Linked DNA regions of Homo sapiens: region 1 is linked to region 2. A link is an interaction called in ENCODE POLR2A ChIA-PET data of the cell type or tissue named here. Cell type or tissue: IMR-90. All regions are shown on one strand. Each heading gives the region's core, and the rest is flanking DNA. Links, peaks and the distances in the headings are about the cores only. Region 1 overlaps SETD5 (SET domain containing 5). Region 2 overlaps MTMR14 (myotubularin related protein 14).

Region 1 (15,471 bases), core at 2,378-6,377, 210 kb before region 2:
TCAGCTCCTGTAAGAAGGTATGTCTGTGTTTTTGTGTGTGTGTTGTGTTTATGTGTGTGTGCTTTATTTTTTTAAGCCTAAGATTCCTATCATCATGACATAAATAAAATGTTCTCTAGATAGCCACTCTGCCCATGTGAGTTTATAATGAGTTAGTTGTTCAGCCATAAATACTGATTCATCAAGAGTCTGTGAGACTGTGGTGGAATGAATGTACTGCATTTTTAGTGCTCAGATTTGTGACTGGTCACTGATGTCTCTTCTGAGAACCCTTGAGGTTCCTGAGTGAGAGCACACAGCAGTGGATGACTGGGTAGAGACGGATATGTTTTGTGTGTGCTCTTGTGATATGGGTTAACATGTCCATTTATGATTATTGTGTGAGATTAGGCCCTGGGTCCTCTAGAACACTGTTGCATAAATGAAAAAAATTAAATTGTTTTGAATCAATTCAACCGTTATTATCCACTATCATCACTTGAAGGAAATTAGAGGAAAAATCCTATTGTAATTGGCATAATTCCTGTTCCTTGATCAAATGACAAGTCGGACTGTTTATTCCAAGAGAATACAGAATCTACCCTAAAAGACTCTCTTTCCCTCTCTGTTTCTGCCTCTTTCTCCTCTTTCCAGTTACTTACTGTTTTTGGATCTAGTGGCAGTAGCGTTTGGTGGTGTTTTTGGAATGCTCTTTCTTAATTCCCAGAAGCCCTGCATATTTTCCAAAGGTGTCTCTTAGGAATAGATCACTCCCTCAGATCTATGATGTCGTTTTCCATGTTTCTAGAAGTATAGGACACCCTTTCATTTGGTCTTCCTTTGAGGTAGAGTCTGTTCCCTGGAACACCCTTTTCTCTTATCCTCAGATCTGGATTCAGGCTGCCTTCCTCAGTGTCTGCCATTGCCCTCCTCCACTGGCATCACGTACATGAGGATGCTGCATGTAGATTATTTGATGTGATGAAGTCTCCAACTCCAGGCAGGTCTTCCCTGACTCCTCCAAACTTAAAAGCTTTTCTCTTTCCCCAAAGAACAGAAGTTATTTCTCCGGGGGAGGGGGGCATGAAAGATGAGCCAAAGTGGTGTGGGATATGGAGGGGAGGAGGGCAATAGGAATCTGCAAAAAGGAAGGACACTACTGCTGAATGAGCAGCACATTGCAGAAAGTCTTTTCCTAATTGCACATCTTACCTAAACATTGGAATCACTCATTGGTTTGTTCGGGGAAACGCTCGTAGAATTCCTAAAGAGAAATTTGACCATTTCTAAGGATGTTAACTGTTGAAGCATCTTATCAAGCCAGGTCGTACAATCTCCTATTTTGGTCCTTTAAGGAGTGTAGGCAATTATTTATTACAGATAAGTAATGAAGTCTGAGCTGCAAATAATATGAACTAGGCTCTTGAATTGAAATTCCTTCTTGATAATTCTAATGCTGGGTTGCAGTCTTTCTGTTTCCATCTTTTCCAACTAGCAGAGACTTAACGAAAACCAAAAACGTGTCTAGGACTGTAACTTCAGATCTGGTAGAAAATGCATTTCTTTAAGCTTTTTTAACTTGGTTCTGCTTTTATACTTGTATCTATAGCACATCCTTAAATTTCTACGGGCAACAGATAGAAATTCCATTTAACACAAGTCCCTGTTATATTCTCCAAGTGTATCTGACTATCCTTAATCTCATTTATACAGGCTCTACTCAAGCACTTTTATCTATGTGTCATGGTTAGTCTTTAGGAAGAGTTTAGGCTGCATACACAGGATTATCATAACAAGACTATTTAAATAGGATCTTTAAAAACTGTTTAAGTCATTGCTTTATTGTGTGCTGTTCACATATCAAGATTCTATTTTTTAAAATACAGCTTTTTATGAGGCAAAATAAAATGAAATGGAATGTTTTAGCTAGAATAGAATTTGGCTTTATAGCAGTGAAGAAGAGTTCTTCTTCTAATATTGGTCTTCTTCTAATATCTCCTAATATTGGTTAGAAAGGACTTACCTAATGCAGAACCTAAGAACATTTTCATTATTCAACAAAATTGTAATAAAATTCTGAAAATCCCTCAGAGTATAAGTTAATCAGATAGATAAGAAAACCCTCCATGGGATTATTTAGAACAATGTATATTTCTAATAGGCTCACTGTTTCATATCTCACTAAAGAGGTAAGGGCCTGGCCTTGTAAGTTAAAAACTTACCAGTATAGGACAAATTAAAGTTGTATCTGTATAGTTGTACTCAGATTCTTATGCTATTTATTTTTATTTTTATCATTATTATTCTGCAACTTCTGAAAAGAAGAGGAGTTCAGGTATTTGACAGAACATTTTATGATATCCCTAGAGTTTCTAAATTGAATCATAGTTTTTAAGAAGCATTTTGCATTTTTTAGTTCCTCAGTTGGTATTTTAAAAACATTTATAAGTGGCCAACAAGGCTCTCAGTAGTGTTTCACCTTGTTCTCTCTAAACTCCTCTTCTAAACACAATGTGTATAGGGCATTTGGTCTCCAGACTTCTTAGAAAAACCAGTCTGACTGATAATGAAACAGTGTGCTTTGCATTGATAATTAATATTTCATTTTATACACTGGAGCATTATCTGTAAATCTCCAAACATAGCATTGAAATTTAGTTGAACCGGGACTCGGTGAAAATCTGCTCAGTGTTCAGTACTGTACTATAAGCTTTCTTCACATACATTATCTCACTTACCATGCATGAAATTGGGATCATTGTCCTAAATTTATATATCCAGAAGCTTTGTCTCAGAAATGTTTGGTAACTTGTCCAAAGTGAAGCAGCTAATAAGTGACACAGCCAGATTTCTTCTGGTGGGGGATAGTAGGGGTTCACAGGGTCTCACTGTTGTCCAGGCTGGAGTGCAGTGGCATCATCACAGGCTCACTGCAGCCTTGACCTCCTGGGCTCAAATGGTCCTCCTACCTCAACCTCTCGTGTAGCTGGGACCACAGGCACACCACCACGCCTGGCTAATATTCATATTTTTTGTAGCGACAGGGTTTTGCTGTGTTTCCTAGGCTGATCTCAAACTCCTGAGTGCAAGGAGTCTGCCCACCTTGGCCTCACATTCTGCTGGGATTACAGATACGAGCTACTGAGCCCAGCCTCACAGCCAAGTGTCAAGCCAGGGCTTCTGGACTCCAAAACCTGTATTGCTTCCTTGCTCTTTCGCCATAATAGCGAGACCTTTAAAATATTTATCCATCTTTGAGCCTCCCAGAAAACTCCTTTGCAATATATTTTAATAGAGGTTCAGAGAAGGGAGAAATGTTCTTTTGATTTTAACAACTTGCTGAGTAGGTGCATCTAAAATTAACTTATTATCCATGAGGTTAATTGTATCTTGTTAGATACAAACAAATGTCCATGTTCCTTTTTTATATGAGTCCTGAAATATTGTAAAATTATACAACAGAACCTGGAGGAGTAGGTTTGATTGTATTTGCTGTGTTTCACCTCATAGCTAACCATGGTAGCATCTTTCTTCTAGAATACTCCTGTTCTGATTTTATGTTCCCTTTTTGTAGTCATCAGATCCAGAATGTAAATTATTTTACAAGTACATCTACTAGACCCTGGAAATATTAAAAAATTACTCAGATAGGAAAGCTTAGTGACCCCAAATGAGTGTTTTCTGCTTTGAAAAGAAAAACTTAAAGGTGGCCATAACAAAAGATTTTTCACTCCTGAGCCTAATTTTTCCATTTATAAAATGAGTGCTTTGGACAAGATGACTTCTAAGTTCTCTTCTAAGCTTTAAGGCTATATGTATGGTTCTGACAATTCATCTTTACATCATTATTCTGTATCTAAGATAGTTCATTCTTCGGATTTTTTATTTTGTTTTTGTGTTTGCTTTTCAGAGACCTGGTTGTATCCTAAAATGTTTACGTGATTCAAATTACCATTGAGAGCTCTTTTTTATATCCTTGTTCACTCTTCCTTCCAAGTGTTTACAGGTTTACAGTTTCAGTTTTGCTTTCATTTGGCCAGCCACAATGACATTTGTATGATGTAAGATTTTTTTTTTTTTTTTTTTTTTTTTGGTAAAATTTTTGTGGATTGTTTCCTAGGTTTCTAAGAGGGAAAATCTATGAGAATTGCTCTCTGGTGAAGAGAGTATTTACTTACCTGTAATACATGTTCTCTAAAGGTATAAATTATAATAATTCACCTTTGCTCTTCCTATTGGGGGAGGGTCTTACTCAGAAATTGATGTTTATCAAAATTCGATCTGTCTTATGTCAGGGCAGGAGAGCCACAGAGTGGTGAGCAACCTACAACTGTATATCTTAAGAGAACACAATTACAGGTAAGAAATTTTCTGTCTTCCACAGGATACATAATCTTATTATCCTAATCTTTGCAGGTTTACTATCTGGCCTAAATTTATTTCTTGTCAGTTTATTATTCTAATCTTTACTACCAAAAACTTGTGACTGATAGGTCTTCTTTTTGACTTTTTCCCTTTTTTTTGATTTCTACTGAAGCTCATTTCGTGATTTGCATTACTCATGCATAATTTAACCAAACTACTTGTTGGAGGGGGGAGTCCCATAGGTTATTTCATTTGAAATAAACCTTTTGGAAACGCTTTTGGTACCTGTAGTGAAGAGCTATTAATCCTCATCCAAAATCTTCCAATGAATCTTTTTTATTACCTCTTCACACGTCTCTAGCACGGGGCAGACAACTTTTAAGAGATCTTTATCTTCCTTCTAGGCGCTTATTTTATATATTAGTTTTATTCTATACGATCACAGTCTCTCCTAAATAAATGTTAAGATTTCTTCCTCAGTCTTGCCATTTTACACCATCCCAAATGGTATGAAAAGTTGAATAGCAGTCATTTTTTATTGGTTTTTGTCTTTTGATGGGATCTCATTATATGTAATCCAGATTTCCTCAAGTTTTTCAGTTAAAAGGAATTGATAGGACAATGTTCCAATATGCTGAGACACAAGACAATAAAATGCTTGACTGTGTAACTGAATTAGTGTGTTGAATTGTATCACTCACCAGTTGATGTACATTTAAAACAGGTGCACTAAATAGTTTTAGATAATTATTGATAATTCTCTGGTTCTTTTCAATTATAGCGCTGGATAAAACAAGCCTTAGAAGAAGGGATGACTCAAACATCATCTGTACCCCAAGAGACTAGAACTCAGCACCTATACCAAAGCAATGAGAATAGTAGCTCTTCTAGTATCTGCAAAGACAATGCAGGTACGTATCTAAAACCTTTCTGATTATATGACCAATGATTGTTTCAGGTCTGCATAAAAAATTTAAGTATGAGTATTTCTGATACAAAAAGAAATGGCGTGTTTTCTAAATAGTTACTTTACATCTGTCTTTACAGAGGAAGAGAGAGATCTCAAGTCAGGGATCAGTTTTCCCAGGACGACAAAGAAGGACTAGACAGTGTACAGATAACAGCAGAAATGGTTATAAAAAAGGTTAGATACATTTAAAGTAGTAAGTTTAGGAAATTTATATTCATATTTATAAGATGGGGCAAGGGCAAGAAAGTGGTGGAACACTAATATTCAGGAAAGAATTAAAATTCTGAGTGATTAAGTTGGGTGGGACATGGTTGAGGGAGCAGGGGATGAATGAAATAAGTGAAAAATTATTATCAATTGATTGTTTTCAAAGGGGCTTGTATAATTAGCATACAATTTTTAAAAGAACAGCCGGGCGCTGTGGCTCGCACCTGTAATCCCAGCACTTTGGGAAGCCAAGGTGGGTGGATCACCTGAGGTCAGGAGTTCGAGACCAACGTGGCCAACATGGTGAAACCCTGTCTCTACCAAAAATGCAAAAATTAGCTGGGTGTGGTGGCAGGTGCCTGTAATCCCTCCCTAAACAGGAGGCTGAGGCAGTGGAGAATCACTTGAACCCGGGAGGTGGAGGTTACAGTGAGCCAAGATCACGCCACTGCACTCCAGCCTGGGCGACAAGAATGAAACTCCGTCTCAAAAAAAAAAAAAAAAAAAAAAAAAAAACAAATTTTTTAAGACAGCTTTAAATCTAAAGTCTTTGTGCATTTTTAAACTAGATGTCAATGAAAAATCATCTGTTCCATTGGTTTTGACAGTGACTTGCAAAGGATGTAATTGAAAGCACTTGTGATATCTTAATGTATTTTGTGACAATCTTTTTACCAGTTTCTCCTGCAAATATCAGCTTAATTGAAAAGTTCTTTGTGATTTTCATAACTTTTCTCTAAATCAGTTTTTTAAATATTAGACAATCAAAATACCAAAGTAAATTAGATGCTAAAGCAACCTTTCAGGTTGCAACAAACAGAATATTTCACATTTTCATAAAAAACCCACTTCATTGTTCCTGTTTACCAACTTGCTGAATAAATGTAATGAACTTGAATTTAATTAGATAAATTTTTAGTAGCAGATATTGCAACTAAAATCAGAACTTTTCTTAAAGTTCTTACTTCATTTGGATTTTACTTCTTTTTAGATTTTATTTCAGAAAACGTGAATTGCCTTTTTTTCTTTTTTTCTTTTTTTTTTTTTTTTTTTTTTGAAATGGAGAATCAAGCGATTCTCCCTGCCTCAGCCTCCCGAGTAACTGGGATTACAGGCGCCCGCCACCTCACCCGGCAAATTTTTATATTTTGAGTAGAGACGGGGTTTCACCATGTTGGCCAGGCTAGTCTCGAACTCCTGACCTCAGGAGATCCGCCCACCTCGGCTTCCCAAAGTGCTGGGATTACAGGCATGAGCCACCATGCCTGGCTGTGAATTGCCATTTTTTAAATTATGGATTTAGTTTATTCTTTTGTCTCTAGATTAGATTATACCTCATAAGTTACCACCTATATACCTCAGGATAATAAAATTCCAGTTATCTGAAAGATAAATTATACTGTTTATTTAAAATATTTTCTTCTAGTATTCACCAAAAATTAGGGATATTTAGTCAAATATGAATAGTATAAAGAAATCTTGGTACCAGATTTCCATTTGTATTATTTCTTTTTTAACAGCTTTTAAGGTGTTAGTAAGAATATAACTTAGCTGAAATAGACTATCATGTTTGTGTATCTATCTGGTGTGTGTGTTAATGCATGTGTATAGTTAAGGTTGGGAACAGGAGATTGCATAGCAGTTCACATCCTGACTAGCAAAGGATTATAGGAAAAGTGTCTTTGTTATCACATGCCCTGGTTGGAAGGAAATTAGGATTCCTAGTCACCAGCCTTTTTTGTTATTGTTGAGCTTCTGCCCTAGTCTAACAGTGAGAAACACTCACAGGACACACCTTGCCCTTAAAAAGCAATGTAGGAAAATATTTGATTTTAAAAATCAAGCAGCAGTCAAATGCGCAAGTTATATTGCTACAAAATTAGCATAAATTCTGAGGAATTACTTTTATTTGTTGGCTCTCTTTTGTTTTTTTCAAGAATACCAAAGAGACATTAAGAAAGGGGAAAGGATTTCTATAATAGAAAAAATCAAACAGACCTTTACTTGAAAACCAGCTGTCCCCTTTACTAACTATATGATGTTACTAGAAGTCTCTGAGGCTAGGCGTTGGTGGCTCACACCTGTAATCCCAGCACTTTGGGAGGCCAAGGTGGGCGGATCATCTGAGGTCAGGAGTTCAAGACCAGCCTGGCCAACATGGTGAAACCCTGTCTCTACTAAAAATACAAAAATTAGCTGGGCCTGGTCACGTACCTGTAATCCCAGCTATTTGGGAGGCTGAGGCAGGAGAATTGCTTGAACCTGGAGGTGGAGGTTGCAGTGAGACGAGATTGCGCCACTCCACTCCAGCCTGGGTGACGGAGGGAGATTCTGTCTTTAAAACTTAAAAAAAAAAAAAAAAACAAGTCTCTGAGCCTCATTTGTAAAATGGGAATAGCAATACCTGCTTTATAGAGCTAACATTAGAATGAATAATGTATATAAAGTTCTCAATATAGTATCAGGCCCATAAGAGTAATTATTATACGGTCATTATTCTACACAGAATACTCTTTCTTGTAGAGTATTTGTGGATTAATAAATACATTAAAGATTCTGGCTGGGTGTGATGGCTCACGCCTGTAATCCCAGCACTTTGGGAGGCTGAGGCGGGCAGATCACGAGGTGAAAAGATTGAGACCATCCTGGCCAACATGGTGAAATCCCATCTCTACTAAAAATACAAAAAAAATTAGCTGGGCATGGTGGCATGCACCTGTAGTCCCAGCTACTCAGGAGGCTGAGGCAGGAGGATTGCTTGAACCTGGGAGGCAGAAGTTGCAGTGAGCCAAGGTCACGCCACTGCACTCCAGCCTGGCAATAGAGTGAGACTCCGTCTCAAAAAGAAAGAAAGAAAGAAAGAGAGGGAGGGAAGAAAGAAAAGAGAAAAGAAAAGAAGAAAGAAATACACTAAATATTTTAAGTTCCTAAAAGCTGAAACTTTATAGAAATAAAAGTTATTATCAAAGTAGGGCAGGGGCATGATGTTCATTATTTGTAAATGATGTGGGTCTATTCTTAGAAGAGCCTAAGTAATCAGCTGAAAAACTTAGAATTAATAATAAGAGTTTAGGCCAGGCGTGGTGGCTCACGCCTGTAATCCCAGCACTTTGGGAGGCCGAGATGGGTGGATCACAAGGTCAGGAGATCGAGACCATCCTTGCTAACACAGTGAAACCCCATCTCTACTAAAAATACAAAAAATTAGCTGTGCGTGGTGGTGGGCACTTGTAGTCCCGCTACTCGGGGGGCTGAGGCAGGAAAATAGCATGAACCCAGGAGGCGGAGGTTGCAGTGAGCTGAGATCGCGCCACTGCACTCCTGCCTGGGCAATAGAGTGAGACTCTGTCTCAAAAAATATATATATATACTAATAATAATAATAAGAGTTTATTAATATCACTGGATAGAAGGATAAATATATAAAAAGTGTAAATATATTTTAAAAAATCATTTATATACCAAGAAAGTAAATGAATACCAATTTTTTTTGTTCCCAAACTTAACAAAACTAAGAAACTGCCTAGGAATAACCTTAGTTGGGTATATGGAGTAAACTGTTACTGAGAAATATTTTTAAAGTCTGAGGAAATGGAAATTTCTTTTTCTTTTTTTTTTTTTCATGAATCATACGTGAGCCTTTGATAAATTTCATGTTCATTATGGAAAGAATATATATATGTGTATATATATATTTCTTTCTCTTTCTCTCTGTCTTTATATAGTTCCCATGAAACTGCCTTGTTTTTGGAATTTGATTAAATGATTCTGAAGTCTACCTTTAAAAAAATAAGAAAAAAATTGAAAAAATAATAATGAAGTACTTTCTCTTGAGGTGTAAGACGAGCTTCTAGTATGAAGCTAATAGTTAAATTTAGTATAATATTGATGCAAGAATGGATGTATATATGGAACAAAATAGTCAGAATAGGCCTAAATATAAATGTAAAAGTTGGTAAATTGTCATGGAATTTTTAGTTAGGAGATTGAAAAAGAATTAGAATCTAGCTGGACACGGTGGCACGTGCCTGTAACTCTCAACTACTTGGGAGGCTGAGGTAGGAGGATCACTCAAGCCCAGGAGTCAAGTTCAACCTGCGCAACACAGCAAGACCTTGTCTTCAAAAGAACTACTAGGTCCTTTGCCAAAGAAAATTCTAGGCACATTCAAATATATATATTTTTTTAATTCAAACTTGGGCCTGGCATGGTGACTCTCACCTGCAATTTCCAGCTCTTTGGGATGCCAAGGCAGAAGGATCACTTGAGGCCAGGAATTTGAGACCAGCCTGGGCAGCAGAGAGAGACCCACATCTCTACAAAAAATAAAAATTAGCCAGGCATGATGGTGGGTTGCCTGTAGCCTTAAGGAGGCTGAAGTAGGAGGATGACTTGAGCCCAAGAATTTGAGGCTGCAGTGAGCTGTGATAATGCCACTGCGTTCCAGCCTGAATGACAGCAAGACATCTGTCTCTAAAAATAATAAAATAAATAATTCAAACTGTATTAACCATGTTTTTGTGTCTATACTGCCTCTGTATTAATAGAGGATTAGTACATTGGGGAAAGGATTTGCAGTAAAACTGCCGGGGAGTAATATCCCTGCTAGCAATCTGATAAAATTTATCATGTGCATTAAAAATATTCATAATCCTTAACCTAGTAGTCGTTCATTTGTTCTGCTTGGTATCTTTCCTACAGAAATAGACAAAGAAACCAAAATTTATATATAAGGTTGGTGCAAAAGTAATTGCGTTTTTGGACCATTAATTTTAAATCACTGTAACTAGACTCAGACACATCTTTATTAATCAAAATAGGAACCACTGCAATCAACACATTTTTGCCACTGAGAAATAAGTTTGTTTATTCCTGTAGCCTAAAAATCTATGCTTCAGGATTCGACAAACTCTTGGAAAATATTTTCTGCATCCTGCTGGTTGTGGAAGCACCTTCCCTGTAAAAAGTTGTCAGATGCTTGAAGTGGTACCTGGTTGGCGAGAGGTCAGGTGAACATGGCGGGTGAGACGAAACTCTGTAGTCAAATTTGTTCAGCAGCTTCAGAAGTTGAATGAATTGTTTATTAGAATAATTAATTCTTAGTTATTAACAATTGCAAAAACTATAGGTTAAAAATAATCTGAATTCCAACCCCAGGAATGGTAGAATTTGTAATTTTATCTGCTTGTGCACATACTTGTAATGGAGTATCATATACTATTTATTGAAAATCTTATTTTTGATTCATTTTATCAAATTAACTCCCTCTACCCCCAAAAACAGCGTAGTACCACTTTTGAATTAGATTTGTGATCTTACCTAGCACCTTGAATTTGTAAGAATATTAAAAGAATAGCCAGGTGTGGTGGCTCACGCCTGTAATCCCAGCACTTTGGGAGGCCGAGGCAGGCGGATCACGAGGTCAGGAGATCCAGACCATCCTGGCTAACACGGCGAAACCCCGTCTCTACTAAAAATACAACAACAACAACAAAAAAAAAAACCGGGCATAGTGGCAGGCGCCTGTAATCCCAGCTACTCGCCACTGCACTCCAGCCTGGGCGACAGCGAGACTCCATCAAAAAAAAAAAAAAAAAAGAATATTAAAAGAAGAATATACGATGACTAAGGTTCCTTCTAGGAATGTAAGGATGAGTTAATATTTGAAAATTTAATAATCGTCATTTGTTAGCAGGTCAAATGGGGGAGGAGAAGTCATAACACAGTGACTTTTATCAATTTAATGATAAAATAACATACTATGATCTTTTAATATCTAGCTGAAAAATTGCCAGTTGTCATGCATCATGAAAACTAGTTAAACATCAAAATAGGCTATCAAATTATCCCACTATTACCATTATTATTTAATATAGTCTAAGTAATTGTTAGCCAAAGTAATTACACCAACCCCCTCCCCCCCACAAAAAAAATCAACATAAGAGATATAAGTACTGGTAAAGAGGGTTAATGTGTTATCATGTACAAATACTATTATCTACCTAGAGAGTTAATTGAAAAACTGGTAGAGATTAATAGGGTAACTGGATAAAAAATAAGTATGTAAACTTTTTAAATGTTAATAACATTTAGATAACAAAGGGAGAGATACGTTTTATTCATAGTAGTAAAAAAAAAAAACTAAAGAACTCTGGAGAGTAAACTTAATTAGACATGTGGTATATATAGATGAAGAGGGACATAATATGTGAATAACAAAGATTATGCCATGTTCCTGGGTAAGAATGCTTCTCAAATTACTCCTGAATTTCATCTAACACCAATCAAAATCCTAACTTTTTTTTTTTTTTTTAATAGTATGAGCATGGTCATTGAATGACTTCTATAGTTCATTGCTAGAATAGCTAAAATATTTTGGAGAACTAGAACAGAATAACTGGAATTTCCCTAACAATTTTAATAAAAAGTATGCTGGTGTTGATTCAGTATTGGACAATAAGTGGAAAGAATAACATTCGGAAATAAACATTCAGAAGATAAGCCCAGTATATGTAAGAATCTAATAAGATAAATATATTTCAAATTAATAGGGAAATTATAGTTATTCTACATTTACAGAAGATTTTGGAAGAAGGTGCTGGCTATTTGTTATGGGGAAAGGATGGATTAATTGCTACCCCATATTTAAGTATGTTCTTTTTTCCTTTTTTGTAATGGCAGTTTGTCAGTGTGAAATAAAATGTTCTTTTTTAATTAAAATCTAAATTAAAAATTAAACATGGAGACAAAAGGAAAATAGGCTGGCATTTTTACAGTGTCAGGGTGGGTTAGCAAAGACATGATATCAGAAGCAGAAAATAAAGTGATCCGTTTGACTAAATAGAAACAAAACATATAGCAGAGACTTGTAAATAAAATTGAAGGCAATCAGTAAACTGGGAAAATACATTTGTAATTTTATTGACAAGGGGTCAACATTCTTACTATTTAAAGAGCCCTTACAGATGAAGAAAAAGACCCCAACACCTCAGTAGAATGCAGGCTGAAGAACATGAGCCAGCAGTTCTCACAGGACTAAATATAAACTACACATATATAGATATTCTTTTGATTTAATAATCCTACATGTAGCCATTTGTTCTAATAGCAAAAAATGAAAAAAAAGTTGGTTAAATTTTGATAATACTAATGTTGTGCAGTCATTAAACCTGAACTGTAGATTTCTATTCATTGTCATAAAATGTTGACCATGTATTTCTGAGTGAAAATAGTTACTGAGTAGTTTAGGTAAGGCAAGAGTCAGTGAAGCAATGTCTCGATAAAAATTTACCAGGATATTAGCATGCGTTTATTTGTGGATATGATTTTCAGGTTGTGTATGTGCTGTATAACCTTGGTAATTTTTTGAGTAAAGGTGAAAAATAATAATAATAAAAGATGGATAGATTTGACCACATAAAATTTGGAAACTATATATGCAGGAAAAAGAGAAAAAGTAGGCAAATGACTTGGCTTTCTTTGGCCTGTAAACTTCTTAAGGGCAGACATCAGGTCTCTTGTTGAATACAGTATCATAATAAGTACTCAGTAAATATATGTTGAATGAATGCCTTGTACATTGATTTGCACGTGGCAGATTTCACCTGTATCTTATAACTCCTTTCTACAACTAACTTCATCACTTAACATAATTGACTTTGATAGTTATAGTGTTGGACCTAGCAGTACAGAGATCTGTAAGATTCCATTGTTTAAGACCCTTGAAATATTAAATATATAAAAGTTATTCCGAATATAAGCCATGAATTACATGTTTGTTTCTGTTTTATACCTAGGCACTTTTTAAAAGGAGGAAAGAAAATTTAGTATCTGGAACAAAAGGAAGATGTGAATATACTTCCAATCTAGGAATATTAAAAATCCTGAGATATCAGAAAGGAAAAATATGCATCTTCAATAATTTTTTGCATTTATTCTTCCCTCTTCATCTAAACATCTCCTACCCTAGTTTAGTGCCTCATAATTCTTTGCTAACTACTGTGTTAACTCCAGATGGTTTCCCAGTTACTAGTCTCATACTGACCATTGCTTCCAGATAATCTTCCTGGCCCAAAAATTTTCCTTGAAGGCCTGGAATAAATGTCACTCCTTCCATCCACCAAGCCTTGGGGATATACTTTAACCTATTGATTAAGAATATAGATAGATGGAGCCAGGCGCGGTGGCTCACGCCTGTAATCCCAGCACTTTGGGAGGCCGAGGCGGGTGGATCACGAGGTCAAGAGATCAAGACCATCCTGGCCAACATGGTGAAACCCCGTCTCTACTAAAAATACAAAAAATTAGCCGGGTGTGGTAGCGAGCACCTGTAGTCCCAGCTACTCGGGAGGCTGAGGCAGGAGAATGGTGTGAACCTGGGAGGCGGACCTTGCAGTGAGCCGAGATCGTGCCGCTGCACTCCAGCCTAGGTGACAGAGCAAGAGTCCGTCTCAAAAAAAAAAAAAAAGAAAAAAAGAATATAGATAGATGGGGCCAGGCGTGGTGGCTCATGGCTGTAATCCCAACACTTTGGGAGGCTCAGGTGGGTGGATCACTTGAGGTCAGGAATTCAAGGCCAACATGGTGAAACCCTGTCTCTACTAAAAATACAAAAATTAAGAATGTAGATATATGGGAGCAAGAATACCTGTTTTGTCTCTCTCCACACATCAAGTTTCTCACCTTTAATATGGGGATGATAATAATAGTGCTTGATTTATAGAGTTGTTAAAATTAGATATTTCACAATAAAGCACATGGCATAGTCTGTGGTATATAATCATCATTTAGAAAATACAGCTTTTTTTTTTTTTTAACTAACACATAGCAATATGATCACCTTTCTTGATCATGCTAATACTAATGTGTTCACTTTTTTTGTTGTGTCGTTTTGTTTTGTTTTGAGACAGTCTCCTCCCTCTGTCACCCAGGCTAGAGTACAGTGGTGCAGTCTCAACTCGCTGCAACCTCTGCCTCCTGGGTTCAAGTGATTCTTGTGCCTCCACCTCCTGAGTAACTGGAACTGCAGGCATGCACCACCACTCCTGCTTAATCTTTTTTGTGTATTTAGTAGAGACAGGGTTTTGCCATATTGGCCAGGCTGGTCTCAAACTCCTGGCTTAAGTGATCTGCCTGCCTCAGCCTCCCAAAGTGCTGGGATTATAGGCATGAGCCACCACACCTGGCCCTGTTTCTATTTCTTACAAATTTTAAGCCTCTTGAAAATAGAATGTATGATGACCATTTTTCCCTTCATACCTAGTTCAGTAATCAGTAGGTATTAAATATATATACTTTTAACTGTAAATGAATAAAACTGTATTTTTATTCTGAGAATCAAGTGAGAAAGGTGCTTTGACCTAAATGGTCACTAAAATATTTAGTGTAGTGACTTGCTTTTTAAGTGGATCTAAGAAGTACAGAAAATAGGATTATTCTAGTCAAAAAGAATGTGAACCTAATTTTTTAATGGTTGGGAGAAGTTTTTGTAGAAATCATTTCATGCTTTTTAGGTAGAAAAGGGGCTAGACATGGATCAAGGAATCATATAAGAATAGAAAGAGCTTCTGAAAAGGGACACACATATATAAGAGATGGTGAAAGGAATTTGGATTTAGCATCCCAGTACCTTTAGTTGGTGATATAGCAGTTTAGTAGAGGGTAACTGTAACACAGTAACAAAGACTTTTCAGAAACTCAATGTAAAAGAAAGAACTGTAGCAGTGGCTCACGCCTGTAATCCCAACACTTGGGGCGTCTAAGGCGGGCAGATCACCTGAAGTCAGGAGTTGAAGACCAGCCTGGCAAACGTGGTGAAATGCCATCTCTACTAAAAATACAAAAATTAGCCAGGTGTAGTGGTGCATGCCTGTAATCCCAGCTACTCGGGAGGCTGAGGCAGGTGAATCACTTGAACCCGGGAGACGGAGGTTGCAGTGAGCTAAGTAAAT
Region 2 (15,471 bases), core at 6,504-10,503:
GTGAGACTGTGTCTTTTAAAAAAATAAAGGCCGGGTGCCGTGGCTCACGCCTGTAATCCCAGCACTTGGGGAGGCCGAGGTGGGCGGGTCACCTGAGGTCAGGAGTTTGAAACTAGCCTGGCCAACATGGTGAAACCCCTGTCTCTACTAAAAATAGAAAAATTAGTCAGGCGTGGTTCTACGCACCTGTAATCCCAGCTACTCGGGGTGAGACAGGAGAATCGCTTGAACCCCGGACGCGGAGGCTGCAGTGAGCTGAGATTGCCCCACTGCACTGCAGCCTGGGCGACAGAGCGAGACTCCGTCTCAAAAAATAAATAAGAGAATGGGGAAGCTGACCAATGAAGGTAGTGGATTAGTGGCAGTTTCAGTAACCTGGACCAAGAGTTCTTATGTTTTATGGGTTGTAGACCTCTTTGAATCTAATGAAAGCTGTAATCGTCTCCCCCAAATGCTCAATACCCACAATTTCAGATTCATTGTTAGGGGTTTAAGAATCCTTCCTGAAGTATACAATATATGGGTTAATGGACTACACGTAGGACCTGTGGCCTAGCATCACATCTTCCCAGCACAGAATAATTATCACCCAGGTACATGTCTTTCCCAGTGACCTCTTAGGCCATGGACCTCCTAATTCTCACCCTCAGAACCCCAGAATTCTCTTTGTGTTCTGGTCTCCTTCTCTGTGCAGGTTGAGCGCATTGAGAAGAGATGTCTGGAGCTGTTTGGCCGAGACTACTGTTTCAGCGTGATTCCAAACACGAATGGGGATATCTGTGGCCACTATCCCCGGCACATCGTGTTCCTGGAGTATGAGAGTTCTGAGAAGGAGAAAGACACGTGAGCATCATGTGACCGTAGTGTACATGTCTGGGGAGTCCGTGGCAGCTAATCCCTGTGGCCAGGAAGTCTGTAGCTGGGCAGGGCAGAATCACTTTCCCCAGGTGTTAATCCTTATTGGCATTTTTATTTACTTCAAGGTTGGACAAGTCAGACTGGCAAGGTGGCATGGCATAGAATGAGGGGTTGGGAGTAACAGCCCTTGATTGCTGTTTCACTTCCACCCTAGAGCTCATTGTCCTAAGATAGCTGACTTCACACTTCACTTCTCTGAATATCAGTGTCCCTTTTTTAGAGAGTGTGAGTGGGAGGTACACTGTGTAAAGACAGGCTTACCAGCGTTTACCGTATGTAGCACTTGAGAGCCTAAGGTCTAGAGTCAGACTGCTAGAGTCAGACTGTCTAGAGTTCACATCCTGGATTCCCCTGTTGCTGGCTGTGTAACTGATGCTGGGCAAGTTACTTAACTGCTTTGTCCTTAGTTTTCTTATTGGTAATTCTCTACCTCATGTTAATTAGTCCTTTTAAGGACTAACTAAAATTTTAGAAAGTGGTAGTGCAGTCCAGATGATAAATGGGGCTGATAAAAGCCTGACATGTACGTTGTAAGAATTAGAAATAAAAGCTACCATTTATGGTGGGCCTACCAAGACCTGAGTACCTTATGTGGGTTAACAGTTTATACCAGAGCAGACACAGAATGCTTGGTGCAGGTTGTGGCCTGTAGGTAGTCAGTAAATGGTATAGTTATTTGATACTGATAAGTAATCACAGCATGAGGCTCTAGGAAGTGGTATATGTTGATCTCAAAGTTTGCTCTCCTAATCTCCCTACTTCCTGCTGATTTTAAGGGAATTTCAGGAGCCGTTGTCAGCACTATCTGTGAAATCCTGGCCCCGTGGGTGAAATGTTGTGAGGAGTACCGCAGCAGTCATGCTGCATAGTGCAGTAGCCCCTTGCTACTCAAAGCAGGGCTAGCAGTGCATTCAATAACTTGTTAGAAACGCAGAAGCTCATGCTCCAGAGCCACTGAGCCAGAATCACAGCAGAACAGGGTGTCCAGGTGATTCGAATGCACTACCAGGTTTGAGAAGTGCTGCCGTAGGCCAACTGGGGAAATGGTTAATTCTGCCTTGTGTTTATGTGCCTGGGAAGAACTGGAATTGGAAGGATGAGCAGGAGTTTCCCTGAAAATGTCCTTAGGGATCAACTCATATAGGATCTTGATCATCAGGCCAGGGAGTGTGAACCTGTGGGTTGTGTGTGGGTATCAGTGGTTTTATTGTGCTAGGAACCCCTAAGCACTTACTAAGATTATGGATTCTCGGCCTGGCCTAGTGGCTCATGCCTGTAATCCCAGCCTCCTTTGGGTGGATCACCTGAGGTCAGGAGTTTGAGACCAGCCTGGCCAACATGGTGAAACCCCATCCCTACTAAAATTACAAAAACTAGCTGGGCGTGGTGGTGGGCTCCTGTAATCCCAGCTACTCGGGTGGCTGAGGCAGGAGAATCGCTTGAACCCAGGAGGTGGAGGTTGCAGTGAGCCGAGATTGCACCACTGCACTCCAGCCTGGGCAACAGAGCAAGAGCAAGACTCTATCTCAAAAAAAAGATGACAGATTCTAGAACCTCTCCTGGGCCTTCTGGAATCAGAATTTCCAGTCTACATTCTGTGAGAGCTCCCTTGATGTCTTTTTTTTTTTTTTTTTTTTGAGACAGAGTGCTCTGTCACCCAGGCTGGAGTGCAGTGGCACGATCTTGGCTCACTGCAACCTCTGCCTCCCGGGTTCAAGCAATTCTCCTGCCTCAGCCTCCTGAGTAGCTGGGATTACAGGCGCCCGCCACCACGCCCAGCTACTTTTTTTGTATTTTTAGTAGAGACAGGGTTTCACCACGTTGGTCAGGCTGGTCTCGAACCCCTGACCTCATGATCCAGCCGCCTCGGCCTCCCTAAGTGCTGGGATTATAGGTGTGAGCCAGCACACCCGGCCTCTTGATGTCTTAAATACACTATAGCTTGAGAACCGCTGCTGCAGGCCATGGGGAGCCAGAGAAGGTTTACAGCAGAGGAACAATCCAGTAGGAGGAGTTTAAGCACTAAGCCTTAGTTTCCTCATCTGTAAAGTGGGGATGTCTATAAGAGTGCCCATCTTGGCCGGGCGTGCTGGCTCACACCTGTAATCCCAGCACTTTGAGAGTCCAAGATCATGAGGTCAGGAGATTGAGACCATCCTGGCCAACATGGTGAAACCCCGTATCTACTAAATATACAAAAATTAGCTGGGTGTGGTGGCGCACGCCTGTAATCCCAGCTACTCGGGAGGCTGAGGCAGGAGAATCACTTGAACCCAGGAGGCGGAGACTGCACTGAGCCAAGATCGAACCACTGCATTCCAGCCTGGCGACAGGGTGAGACTCCATCTCAAAAAAATAAAAAAAAAAGAGTGCCCATTTCACAAGGTTGTAGTGGGGTTCTCCAAGAAAAGAGTGTTAAGGGCTCTTGTAAATAGATCACAGAAACAGTATTACATCCTCAGTTATATAACCTAAGAACTTGGGATCGCCAAGCCTAAAGAATTGGGGTTTGTTATGGCCCTGTTATTTATGGTTCTTAGCTCTTCCTTAATTCCTCCTTCCAGAATTAGGTAAGCTTAGTTTCTTTTTTTTTTTAAGACAGAATCTTGCTCTGTTGCCCAGGCTGGAGTGCAGTGGTGCCATCTTGGCTCACTGTAACCTCTGCCTCCCAGGCTCTAGCGATCCTTGTGCATCAGCCTCCCAAGTAGCTGGAATTACAGGTGTGTGGCACCACACCTGGCTAGTTCTTGAATTTTAGTAGAGATGGGTTTTGCCATGATGGCCAGGCTAGTCTCAACTCCTGGGCTCAAACAATCCGCCTGCCATGGCCTCCCAAAGTGCTGGATTACAGGTGTGAGCCACCGCGCCCAGCTGGGTAAACTTAGTTTCCGTAAATCTTTAAGCTAAAGTTTCTGAACAAGAGGGTTTTGTTTTGTTTTGTTTTCTTTGTTTTTGCCTTGCCATTCTCTTCGTTCCCCTTCTTCCTACCCTCTTTGGTGCTGGCTGGCTGGTGGTTTTACCTCTGTGCCCTGATGATGACATTCTGATATTAAGCTCAGCTGTAATCAAGGTGGGTTTTTTTGTTTTTGTTTTTGTTTTTAATTAAGACGGGGTCTGGAATGCAGTGGCACAATCATGGCTTGCTGCGGCCTTGATCCCCTGGGCTCAAGTGATTCTCCCACCTCAGCCTCCCAAGTAGCTGGGAATATGGGCACATACCACCACTCCCAGCTGATTTTTTTTAATTTTTAGTAGAGACCAGGTCTCGCTGCATTGCCCAGGTGGGTCTCCTGAGCTCAACAGATTTCCTCACCTCGGCCTTTCAAAGTGTTGGGATTAGAGGTGAGAGCCACCGCACCCAACAGAGTGGTTCTTTTCTATGTTGATTTTATGAGTGAATCAACTGGGGATCTTTCTACAATGCAGAGATTCAGAAGACCTGAGGTGGGCCTGCGATTTGGCATATTCTAACAAGCTCTCAGGTAATACCAAATGTTACCCTTCAGTAACATAATAGTACATTGAGAAACGTAGTGGTGGTTGCCTTGTAAAAGCTTTTCCTGGAAGGAAACAAGTTTAGTGTTGATCCCTTAAAGAGACTGAAACTAGTATTTGTTGAGTACCTCTGTTTGGCAGGTGTTGAGGTTTTACTTGCTAGCTTAAGCCCTACAACTATTCAGTGAAGAAGACAGTATCACCACTCTTTTTTTTTTTCAATTTGATATGGAGTCTTGCTGTGTCGCTGAGGCTGGAGTGCAGTGGCGCAAGTGATCTTGGCTCACTGCAACCTCTGCCGCTCAGGTTCAAGTGATTCTCCTGCCTCAGCCTCCCTAGTAGCTGGGATTACAGGCGCGTGCCACCATGCCCGGCCAATTTTTGTATTTTTAGTAAAGACGGGGTTTCAACATCTTGGCCAGGCTGGTCTTGAACTCCTGACCTCGTGATCCACTGGTCTCGGCCTCCCAAAGTGCTGGGATTACAGGTATGAGCCACCGCGCCTGGCCCTCACCACTCTTTTATAGATGAAGTTGAAGCCCAGAGAAGTAATTTGCCTTTGCCGAAGATCACAGAGGTAGTAAGCAGAGTGGGGTTAAAAGCTGTATTTCCTGACTCTGTACCTGTCTGCCTTATCTTTCACCACCACGGCTCTCCCACCTTGTCTAGCAGAACCTCACAGTTAGGCCAAGGCCACTGTGGAACATGATTAACCTTAGAGGAGCTTGTTGGAGTTTGTTTTTACTTTTCACTCCTTGCAAGGCCTTAAAGTGTTACTGAAGTGATGTTGAGTGGGTGATGCCTGCTTGTTGAAAGGGGGGACTTCGGGTATGTTTGGGTGGGAAGAAATAGCATTTTTTGCTTTTTTACTGTCTGGCTTGGCTGTTACTATGATGCTGAATTAAACTGAATAGACTGAATAAAAAATAGACTGAATTAAACAGGGTAGAATTGGATTTAAGCAATGTTTTGGTCCTGTTAAGGAACCTCTCCAATTTGGTTCATCATCTGGGAATAGAAGCCTGGACAGGGATCTCTGAATAGCTAAGACATGTTTGTCAACAGTGTTCGTTCAGCTGCTGCTGTGTAGTAGACCTCAGGGATCAAGTTGGAAGCCAGATAGATGAAGTCCTTACCAGTAGGTCTAGTGGGAAACAGAGTCCAATAAAGAAGCAATAATTGTTAATAAAAGCTGGAATTAGGGGAAGTACAGGTGAGGCCCTGCCGGATAGTGGTTAAAACCATGGGCCCAGTGGCTACCCACAGGGTTTAGAATCTCAGCTACCCTGTTTACCTGTTCTGTGACTTTGGGCTAGAGATTTCATCTCATTAAACTACCTCATCTGTAAAATTGGGTAAGTGAGGACTGAGTGAGATAATGTGGGTGTAAGCTCTACTTTGTGCCTCTTATCTATTAAATAGTAGCAGCAGTAACATTTATCTCAGGAAGTTGTGGGGTACATTATAGGAACAAGCCACCCAGTTTGGTAAGTGTGGTGCCTGTCTGGGAAAGCTTCCTATTGGAAATATGTGATAACAGCATTTTCTTCTGTATTTGAAAATAGTTTGGCTGGGCATGGTGGCTCACGCCTATAATCCTAGTTACTTGGGAGGCCGAGATGGGCGTTTCGCTTGAACCCAGGAGTTTGAGACTGAATTAAACTGAATAGACTGAATAAAAAACAGACTGAATTAAACAGTCTGGGCAACATGGTGACACCTTGTCACTACAAAAAATACAAAGCATTAGCCAAGCATCGTGGCATGTGCCTGTAGTCCCAGCTACCTGGGAGTCTGAGGTGGGAGGATCACCTGAGCCCAGGAGGTCAGCTGCAGTGAACCATGGCGCCACTGCACTGCAGCCTGGGCAACAGAGGAAGACCTTGTTGGGAAAAAAACAACAAAATCTCACTACCTGGTAACATCTTGCCAGAAATTTCAGTGCATACATTACAAATGTAAATACAGAAGCCTACATTCATCCCTTCGAATGTGAGTATTATGTGCCAGACACAGCTCAGTGCTTAGCACTGCAATAAAAGAATCCTAAGGACAAGAGATAATAAAAACAGGAAAAAGTGAGAGAACAGAAACTGAATTGGTTCTTTTTTTTTTTTTTTTTAAGACGGAGTCTCATTCTGTTGCCCAGGCTGGAGTGCAGTGGCGTGATCTCTGCTCACCGCAACCTCCGCCTCCTGGGTTCAAGCAATTCTCCTGCCTCAGCCTCCCGAGTAGCTGGGATTAGAGGCGCGTGCTGCCACGCCTGTCTAATTTTTGTAGTTTTAGTATAGACGGGGTTTCACCATGTTGGCCAGGCTGGTCTTTACCTCCTGACCTCAGGTGATCTGCCGCCTGAGCCTCCCCAAGTGTGGGATTACAGGCATGAGCCACTGTGCCTGGCCAGAAACTGAATTGGAGCTTGATGTAGGGGAACCGGTAAAGGAACCACTGGCCGACCTAACAAGAAAAGGTGGGTCATTACATTAAAAGATCCTCCCTAGAGGAAAATGCTGATGTGTCCTCCACCAGGGGTGTTTTGTTTGTTTGTTTTTAACAGAAGTTTAGCCTGAGAAATCCACCTTGGTTTTGAGGCTACAACTCAACCTGGGAAAATCAGATGTAGGCATTTAGGGTTCAGAGGGCTGGTATGAGCTAAGTGAGAGTCGGTTGCAGCAGATGGTGCTGACCAGATATGTGACATCGGCCACGGGCCAAGTAAGTGGGAGGAAGGCCACTGTGGCAGTACTAAAGGTGCTCGGTTTTATATTCTTGTGGAGTCTAGTTAGGCAATTAATTGGTACCAAGGTGCCTTTTGATTTCATAGAGAAACTGGGTGAGGGGAAGGCAGCACACTCTGGTTCTCTGTGAGCTTGTGTGCCTAGGGCTGCCTGGTGGGTTGCTGCCACCCTACGGGCACTTTGCTTTTTTTTTTTTCCCCCAGACGGAGTCTCGCCCTTCGCCCAGGCTGGAGTGCAATGGCGTGATGTTGGCTCACTGCAAACTCTGCCTCCCGGGTTCAAGCAGTTCTCCTGCCTCAGCCTCCTGAGTAGCTGGGATTACAGGCACGCGCCACCACGCCAGGCTAATTTTTTTGTATTTTTAGTAGAGATGGGGTTTCACCATGTTGGCCAGGCTGGTTTTGAACTCCCAACCTCAAGTGATCTGCCCACCTTGGCCTCCCAAAGTGCTAGGATTACAGGTGTGAGCCACCACGCCTGGCCCCTAGATATATTTTAACTAAGAATTCGCAGTATTTTAAAGACTGTGTTTTTATTAACCCTAACAGCATCCAGATACATTTAAAGAGGTACCACAAGTATGTGGGAGTCACTGATTTCTTCCTTCTGGGATAATATTTGGGTGCATGTGTACAAGAGGAGCTGTACGCAGATTCCTAGAAGGATTAGGATGTGGAAGCAATTAAATTCCCTCTAGGAGTTGGTCTGAAAGCTCAACACTTTTAAGGAAGGAACATGAGTATTTTTCCTTCCTTCTACTTGGTTACTCTGTGTAGCTGGGAAAGCTTCCTGCTCTAACTTTCCTGCCTCCTGTTTCTGTTGCTACCAGAAGCTCTGACTGGCTGGGGTGAGCTTTGCTAAAGGTTGGTAGGTGAGTTTATGAGAGCGGACCCTTATTTTAGGGAAGCGTGATTTGATATGGGTATGACTTGCTGGAGCTAACTTCTAAACCTCACTCTCAAGTTCTAGAAGCTCACTTACCAAGCCCAGTGCATTAACTACTACACGTCCCTGTGTCACACATGGCTTCTCTTATGCCTCCTTTGCTCTGTGCGCTGTTGGCCATATGGACTGTGAAAGCAGAGGCCTAGAGCCATGTGGACCAAGAAACGTCATCTCATTCTGCCCTCTAAAACAGCACTCCCCAACCTTTTTGGCACCAGGGACTGGTTTCATGGAAAACAATTTTTCCACGGCAGGGTGGAGAAAATGGTTTCAGATGAAACTGTTCCACCTCAGATCATGAGGCATTAGATTCTCTGCAACCCCAGTCCCTCACATGCGGAGTTCACAATAGGGTTCGAGCTCCTATGAGAATATAATGCCGCCACTGATGATCTGACAGGAGGTGGAAGTCAGACGGTAATGCTCACTTGCCTGCTGCTCACCTCCTGGTTCCTAATGGGGCATGGACTCGTACTGATCTGGGGCTCAGGGCCTGGGGACTGCTTGCTCTAAAAGATCACAAAAATACATATTCAGAGTTATGCAAAAAATAGATAGTCACAAAAATGGTCCTGTGATTTCCAGAGAGGGTCCCTAGGGCACCAGGTCTTATCCTGGGAGTTAAAAATTGGACACCCTAGACATAATATCCAGTTTTCTGTGTATATTTCTGAATTTTGTATATGTCTTCAGTTTAGCTCACTTTTTTTTTATCTTAAAGGTTCAGAAATCAGAGTGATTTAAGTTTTAATACCTATAATTAGCACTTTTTTTTTTTCCTGAAAAACTTAATATATCTCATGCCTGTGATCCCGGCACTTTGGGAGGCCGAGGTGGGCGGATCGCCTGAGGTCAGGAGTTTGAGGCCAGCCTGGCCAACGTGGTGAAACCCCGTCTCTACCAAAAATAAAAAAATTACCCAGGTGTGGTGGCTCACACCTGTAGTCACAGCATACTCGGGAGGCTGAGACAGGAGAATTGCTTGAACCCGGGAGGCAGAGGCTGTGGTGAGCCAAGATTGCGCCACTGCACTCTAGCCTGGGCAACAACAGTGAAACTCCGTCTCAAAAAAATAGATAGATAGACAGACAGATGATAGATGATATAAAATTTAGGAATGACATTTAATTTCAAGCAAGCATTATGTACACAGATCTAGTATGGGGGTCTGTGTGAATAAACACATATACACAAAGTGCCCACTTCAAAGTCAGCTTGACCTGCTTCTCTTGCCTGTGTGTTAGGTTTGAGAGTACCGTACAGGTGAGCAAGTTGCAAGACCTCATCCACCGCAGCAAGATGGCCCGGTGCAGAGGACGGTTTGTCTGCCCAGTAATCCTGTTCAAGGGCAAGGTAAGGCCCATACCATAGCTTCATGCTCCACGACTCTCTTCTGGGGTAGCTGACTTACTGCAAAGTATAGGGTCTTTTTTTCCCTCAACATTAGTAGCCAAGCATTGGGTGGTTACTGGGTGTTGTGGGAAGCAGTCCAGAGAAACAGACCAATTCTGACTGAAGGATGGTTCTAGGTAGAGAAGGGATGGTCACACCAGCATACCCCACCCCGTGTTCCAGAGCCAGACTGCCTAGGTTCAGATCCTGACTCTTATTTCCTGCCTATGCAGAGCCTCCTTTTCCTCTCCTATAAATTAAGAATAATAATCACCTATTTCAAAGGTTTGTGGATTAGATTAAATCAAATGAGTTCCTATATTGTTTTTCCATTCTTTCAATTATATAATTCACCAAGTATTTATTGTATATTATGTGCCAGACACTGCTTCAGGCCTTAAAATACATCACCATGTAAAGCAGACAAAAATCTTTATTGTCATGGAGCTTATATTCTAAGGACTTTTGTTAATTTAATTTGGCTCCCCAGTTTGGTTTCATTTTTATCTATCTTTTGGTGTACGGGATGTGCCCATTTCATTGCAGATGAAACAGAGGCTGAGAGTGACTAAGTAACTTCCCTAAGTAGAGGGTACACATCAGGGCAGAGGATGGAGGGGATTGAATGAAGACGGCTGAACGCTGAGCAGGGAGGTGGCTCTGTGTTTGCTAGGAGAGCCATTGTGACGTTTGAGCGGGGAAATTCCGAATGCAAGTAGCAACGGTGCGAAAATTGGTCCAAGAAGAGTGGACTGACATACAGAGAGCCTCAGAGGGGAAGGGAGCGGAATTCAGTCTATTCATTCCTTTAGCTGGTATCTGAGTGTCTCAGTGGTCAAGGGCAGGGCAATGGGGAGAGTCTGACTGTTGTCTCAGTCCCTGGTGTGCCTTTTTTGTAAATTGGGAAAGAGGAGGAAGGAAGGGAGACTCTGCCAAAAGCTTTCTTCTTCAGATCAGTTTTAGGGAAAAGTATGTATGGAAGTTAGGTCCTAGAAATTGATCTTCTTAAAGCTGTTGCCACTTTGGAAAGTTTTCATGTTCCCGAAAGTTATTGCAACTTTTTTTTTTTTGAGATGGAGTCTCTCTCTTTTTTTTTTTTTTTTTTTTTTTTTTGAGGCAGCAGACATCTTGCTCTGCTGCCCAGGCTGGAGTGCAGTGGTGCGATCTCAGCTCACTGCAAGCTCCGCCTCCCGGGTTCACGCCATTCTCCTGCCTTAGCCTCCCGAGTAGCTGGGACTACAGGCACCCGCCACCACGCCCGGCTAATTTTTTGCATTTTCAGTAGAGACGGGGCTTCACCGTGTTAGCCAGGATTGTCTCGATCTCCTGACCTTGTGATCCTCCTGCCTCGGCCTCCCAAAGTGTTGGGATTACAGGCGTGAGCCACCGCGCACGGCCTGGAGTCTCTTCTGTTGCCAGGCTGGAGTGCAGTGGCCCAAGCTTGGCTCACTGCAACCTCCACCTCCCGGGTTCAAGCAATTCTCCTGCCTCAGCCTCCCGAGTAGCTGGGATTACAGGAGCATGTCACCACACCCAGCTAATTTTTGTATTTTTAGTAGAGACGGGGTTTCGCCATGGTGGCCAGGCTGCTCTCAAACTGCTGACCTCAGGTAATCCGCCCGCCTCAGCCTCCCAAAGTGCTGGGACTACAGGCGTGAGCCACCACGCCTGGCCTGCAACTTCATTTGAAAGAGTACCACCCTGTGCAGCACAGCGCTTGTCATTAGAGGTTGCACGGGAGATACTCCAACCAGTGTTTCCATAGAATAGCAGTTTAAGGACATGCTTGCGAAAAGCATTATCTGTCAAATAAGAATTCGAAATACTGCATACTAGATTCTTCAAATAGATTGATAAATGTATGTTCATATAGTTAAGGCTCTGAGAAGTCCTGTAGCAGAGAGGCCTGTGTTAGGTCAGACATGTGGCTCACGGTAGGCACTGAGGAACTAGTATGATGGTGGCAGCATTATTACCAACAATACTTTAGGGACACCAACCTCTACCAGGTTGAGGAAGAGAGAGAGTTGTGTTAAGAAATGCTTGCTTCCACTGTGTTAAGAAATGCTTGCTTCCACAACCTAAATGTCCATCAACAGATGAATGGATAAAGAAAATATGGTACATGTATGCAATGGAGTACCATTCAGCCATGAAAAATAATGAGATCCTGTCATTTGTATCAGCATGGATAGAACTGGAGGTCATTATGTTAAGTGAAATAAGCCAGGCACAAAAAGACAAACTTCACATGTTCTCACTTATTTGAAAGCTAAAAAAATTAAAACAATTGAACTCATGAAGATAGAGAGTAGAGTTATGGTTACCAGAGACTAGGAAAGGGTTCTGACAGGAACAAGGGGGAGGAGTGGGGATGGTTAATGGGTGCAAAAATATAGTTAGAATGAGTAAGATCTAGTATTTGATAGTACAACAGGGTGACTGCAGTCAACAATAATTTATTGTACATTTAAAAATAAGTGTATAATTGGATTGTTTGTAACATAGAGGATAAATGCTTGAGGTGATGGATACCGCATTTACCCTGATGTGATTGTTATGCGTGGTATGCCTGTATCAAAATATCGGCCGGGCACGATGGCTCATGCCTGTAATCCCAGCACTTTGGGAGGCCAAGGCAGGCAGATCGTGAGGTCAGGAGTTCGAGACCAGCCTAGCCAACATAGTGAAACCCCGTCTCTAATAAAAATACAAAAATTAGCCAGGCAAGGTGGCAGGCGCCTATAATCCCAGCTACTCCGGAGGCTGAGGCAGGAGAATTGCTTGAACCCAGGAGGCAGAAGTTGCAGTGAGCCGAGATCGTGCCATTGCACTCCAGCCTGGGCGACAGTGTGAGACTGTCTCAAAAAAAAAAAAAAAAAAAAGTCTCACGTACCCCATAAGTAAATACATGTACCCACAAAAGTTTTTAAAACTTAAATTCTTCCAGCGGAAACAGAAAATCAAATACCGCATGTTCTCATTCATAAGTGGGAGCTAAATAGCGGGTACGCATGGTCATAAAGGTGGAAACAATAGACGTCAGGGACTTCAAAAAGGGGAGAGAGGAAGAGGAGGAGGAGGCAAGGGTTGAAGAATACCTGTTGGGTCCTATGTTCACCATTTGGGTGATGAGTTAAATAGAAGTCTAAACCCCGCTTACACAATATATCCATGTAACAAACTTGCACAGGTACCCCTGAATCTAATGTTTAAGAAAAAAGAAATGCTTGCGTTCTGCTTCCTTCAAAACTCAGTTCAGCATGGTTGGTGCAACTGAGGAACTAAGGTTATATTTTACTTCATTTCATTTTAATTTTTTTTTTTTTTTTTTGAGACAGAGTCTCGCTGTCGCCCAGGTTGGAGTGCAGTGGCGCGATCTCAGCTCACTGCAAGCTCCGCCTCCCGGGTTCATGCCATTCTCCTGCGTCAGCCTCCCGAGTAGCTGGGACTACAGGTGCCTGCCACCATGCCCGGCTAATTGTTTGTATTTTTTAGTAGACAGGATTTCACGGTGTTAGCCAGGATGGTCTCGATCTCCTGACCTCGTGATCCGCCCGTCTCGGCCTCCCAAAGTGCTGGTATTACAGGCGTGACCCACCGTGCCCGGCCCATTTCAACTTAATTTTTAAGGCTTGAAGCAATGTAAAAGTTTGTTGTTGTTAAAAACAACTTTGAAATGAGTCCACGTTTCCCTTAAAATGCCCAAAGTTTGTTGGTTTTTTTTTTTTTTTTTTTTGAGACAGTCTCTCTCCGTTGCCCAAGCTGGAGTGCAGTGGTGCCATCTTGGCTCACTGTAACCTCTGCCTCCCAGGCTCTAGCGATTCTTGTGCCTCAGCCTCCCAACTAGCTGGGATTATAGGCACGTGCCTCCACACCTGGCTAATTTTGTCTTTTTAGTAGAGACTGAGTTTCACCATTTTGGCCAAGCTGGTGTCAGACTCCTGGCTTCAAGTGATCTGCCCACTCTGGCCTCCCAAAGTGCTGGGATTACAGGCGTGAGCCACCACACCTGGCCAATGCCCAAAGTTTCACATCCTACTTAAGATATGCTTTAAGTGTAAAATACACATCAAATTTTGAAGATTTAATAGAAAAAATGTAAAATATTCATTTTAAAAGTGATTACATGTTGACATAATGTCTTGGATATGATGGGTTAAGTAAAGTATATTAAATAATTTTTCAAAACTCAGTTCAAGCATTGAACAGTAAGTTCTCATACCATTTTCTCCCCAAACACTTGAGTCTGGCTTTTAGACCATTGAAACTGGAACAATTCATCTTTCTTTTTGTTTAAGAGGTGGGGAGCAGAGGTCAGAGGTTACTAAATTAGAAAATTATACAGAGTGCTTTTCCACGGACCGTATTAGAGGCCATTCCTAACTAGGTAAATGGAGAGCATTCAGGGTAGATCTTGCGTTTTCAGTCAGGAGCCAGCTTAAAGGGCAGAGATGATGGGTTATGAGTCAGAACCATGAGGCAAAGGAACAGGTGTCTATCAAGAGGGGTCAGCCCTCCCACAGGGGCCTTCCTGAAGAGGCTGGTTCCCCACTTGGGGACTTGGCCAACTTGTTTTTCTCCATCTGACTCGGGTTTTGCTGGCCTAGGTCTGGCTGCCTCAATTACTAAAAAGACAAGGTCAATAGAAGGGATGTGGAAGAATAATTGGGAACAGAAAAAGGGTCTCAGAACTCAACAGCCAAAAAGAAGGCAGCTATCTGCTCTGAAAGATTTAACAGAAATAATGCAAAGGAGAGTGAGGTCAGCTGCCAGCAGCTTAGATGAAGCGGGGAGAGTGGATATGATACAAATGCCAGTGGAACAGGCAGCCACACACCCTGCCAACGTCTTGGAGTCTTAGAGGTCCTCAGCCCTTTCCTGTGGAAGCATCCACTTTACTCCTCACTGCTTGACTGACTTCTTAAAGCAAGGGCTTTTAACGGGGTCTGGGAATGGGTTCATCAGTGGACTTGAGAGAGTCCAGAAATCCCTGGAAATGTAAGTAGATTATGATGTGTACATATTTTTTTTTTCAGGAGATAGTTCATACTTTTTTATCAGATTTTCAAATTGCTTTTAGACCCACAGAAAGTTAAGTGGCCCCCACTGGAGTACATCCTACTTAAGCCAGCAGGAATGCCAGCCCTTGGTAGGCTTCCTCAGTAGGCTTCCAGGACAGCCTCTCCACAAACCAGCTCTTGCCCCAGCACCAATAATGCCCCTCATTCTGTCCCAGGTTATATCCAGGTAGCTTTTCTATTGCTGTCCCCACGTCCCCACCCCTTGTCTGCTGCTACCTCAGATAGAGCCAGAAAGTGACCTAGTCGTTCCCACGCACAACTCTTTGCTGTAGCAGCAAAACTTTCCTTCCCATTATCTTACAGGTAGAGATGGAGAAGCCTTCAGATGGTACTTGGCAATCTTCCAGGGATCCACTTTCCATTTGCACATTGTGTTACCCATTCAGCAGTGAGCTTCACTCCCTGTCTGTCACCTCACAACTTCGCCATTTCCCATTGTAGTGTAACAGGGTCATGTTCTCCTAGCCTTTAGCTAAATTCTGGGCTGGTTTGCCTTCCCATCACCAGGTATCTCCTCCCATTCCCCCCACCCAACTAGATTTCAGCAAACACTATTTATTTTAAACAAGTAACCTTACAATTAGATATTGAGGTTTGTGCCAGTTGCCCGTTTCTAGAATTCTCTTAACAGTGATCCCTTCAGTGATGAGGAAAAGAAGCCTCTAAAACATTTCTCACTCACCCCTTGCCCCCGCTAGAAAGGTTGTTCCTGTCTACACTGAACAGTTCCAAATCACAGTAAGCACATAGAGGTCAGTGGGTTTGGATCAAATCCCAGCTCACCCCTCATTATATGACCTTACACATCACTTAACCTCCCTTAGCCTGTTTTTCTTTTCTTCATCTGTGTAACAGCAACAATGCATGCCACCTGCCACATATCCCTCATGGGCTTGTTG

Evidence for each region. Peaks named below come from ENCODE experiments on the same cell type or tissue, not always from the same donor. Only the 100,000 strongest peaks of a DNase experiment are listed, where the experiment ranks them.
Region 1: POLR2A ChIA-PET joins it to region 2 with 6 read pairs; 2 of 35 experiments call an interaction of 5 or more read pairs at or near these places.

Annotation. Positions count from the first base shown.
Region 1 is chr3:9,448,614-9,464,084 of GRCh38, forward strand. It overlaps SETD5 (SET domain containing 5), which reads left to right. Exons shown (of 23, transcript NM_001080517.3): 16 at 1-17; 17 at 5,126-5,255. Among named protein-coding and RNA genes, the nearest start is that of SETD5, 59 kb to the left of the region's middle. In IMR-90, for the core only: no CTCF peak of the experiment used is centred there; no DNase peak of the experiment used is centred there; H3K27ac peaks cover 185 bases.
Region 2 is chr3:9,652,927-9,668,397 of GRCh38, forward strand. It overlaps MTMR14 (myotubularin related protein 14), which reads left to right. Exons shown (of 19, transcript NM_001077525.3): 2 at 695-843; 3 at 9,341-9,449. Among named protein-coding and RNA genes, the nearest start is that of MTMR14, 11 kb to the left of the region's middle. In IMR-90, for the core only: no CTCF peak of the experiment used is centred there; no DNase peak of the experiment used is centred there.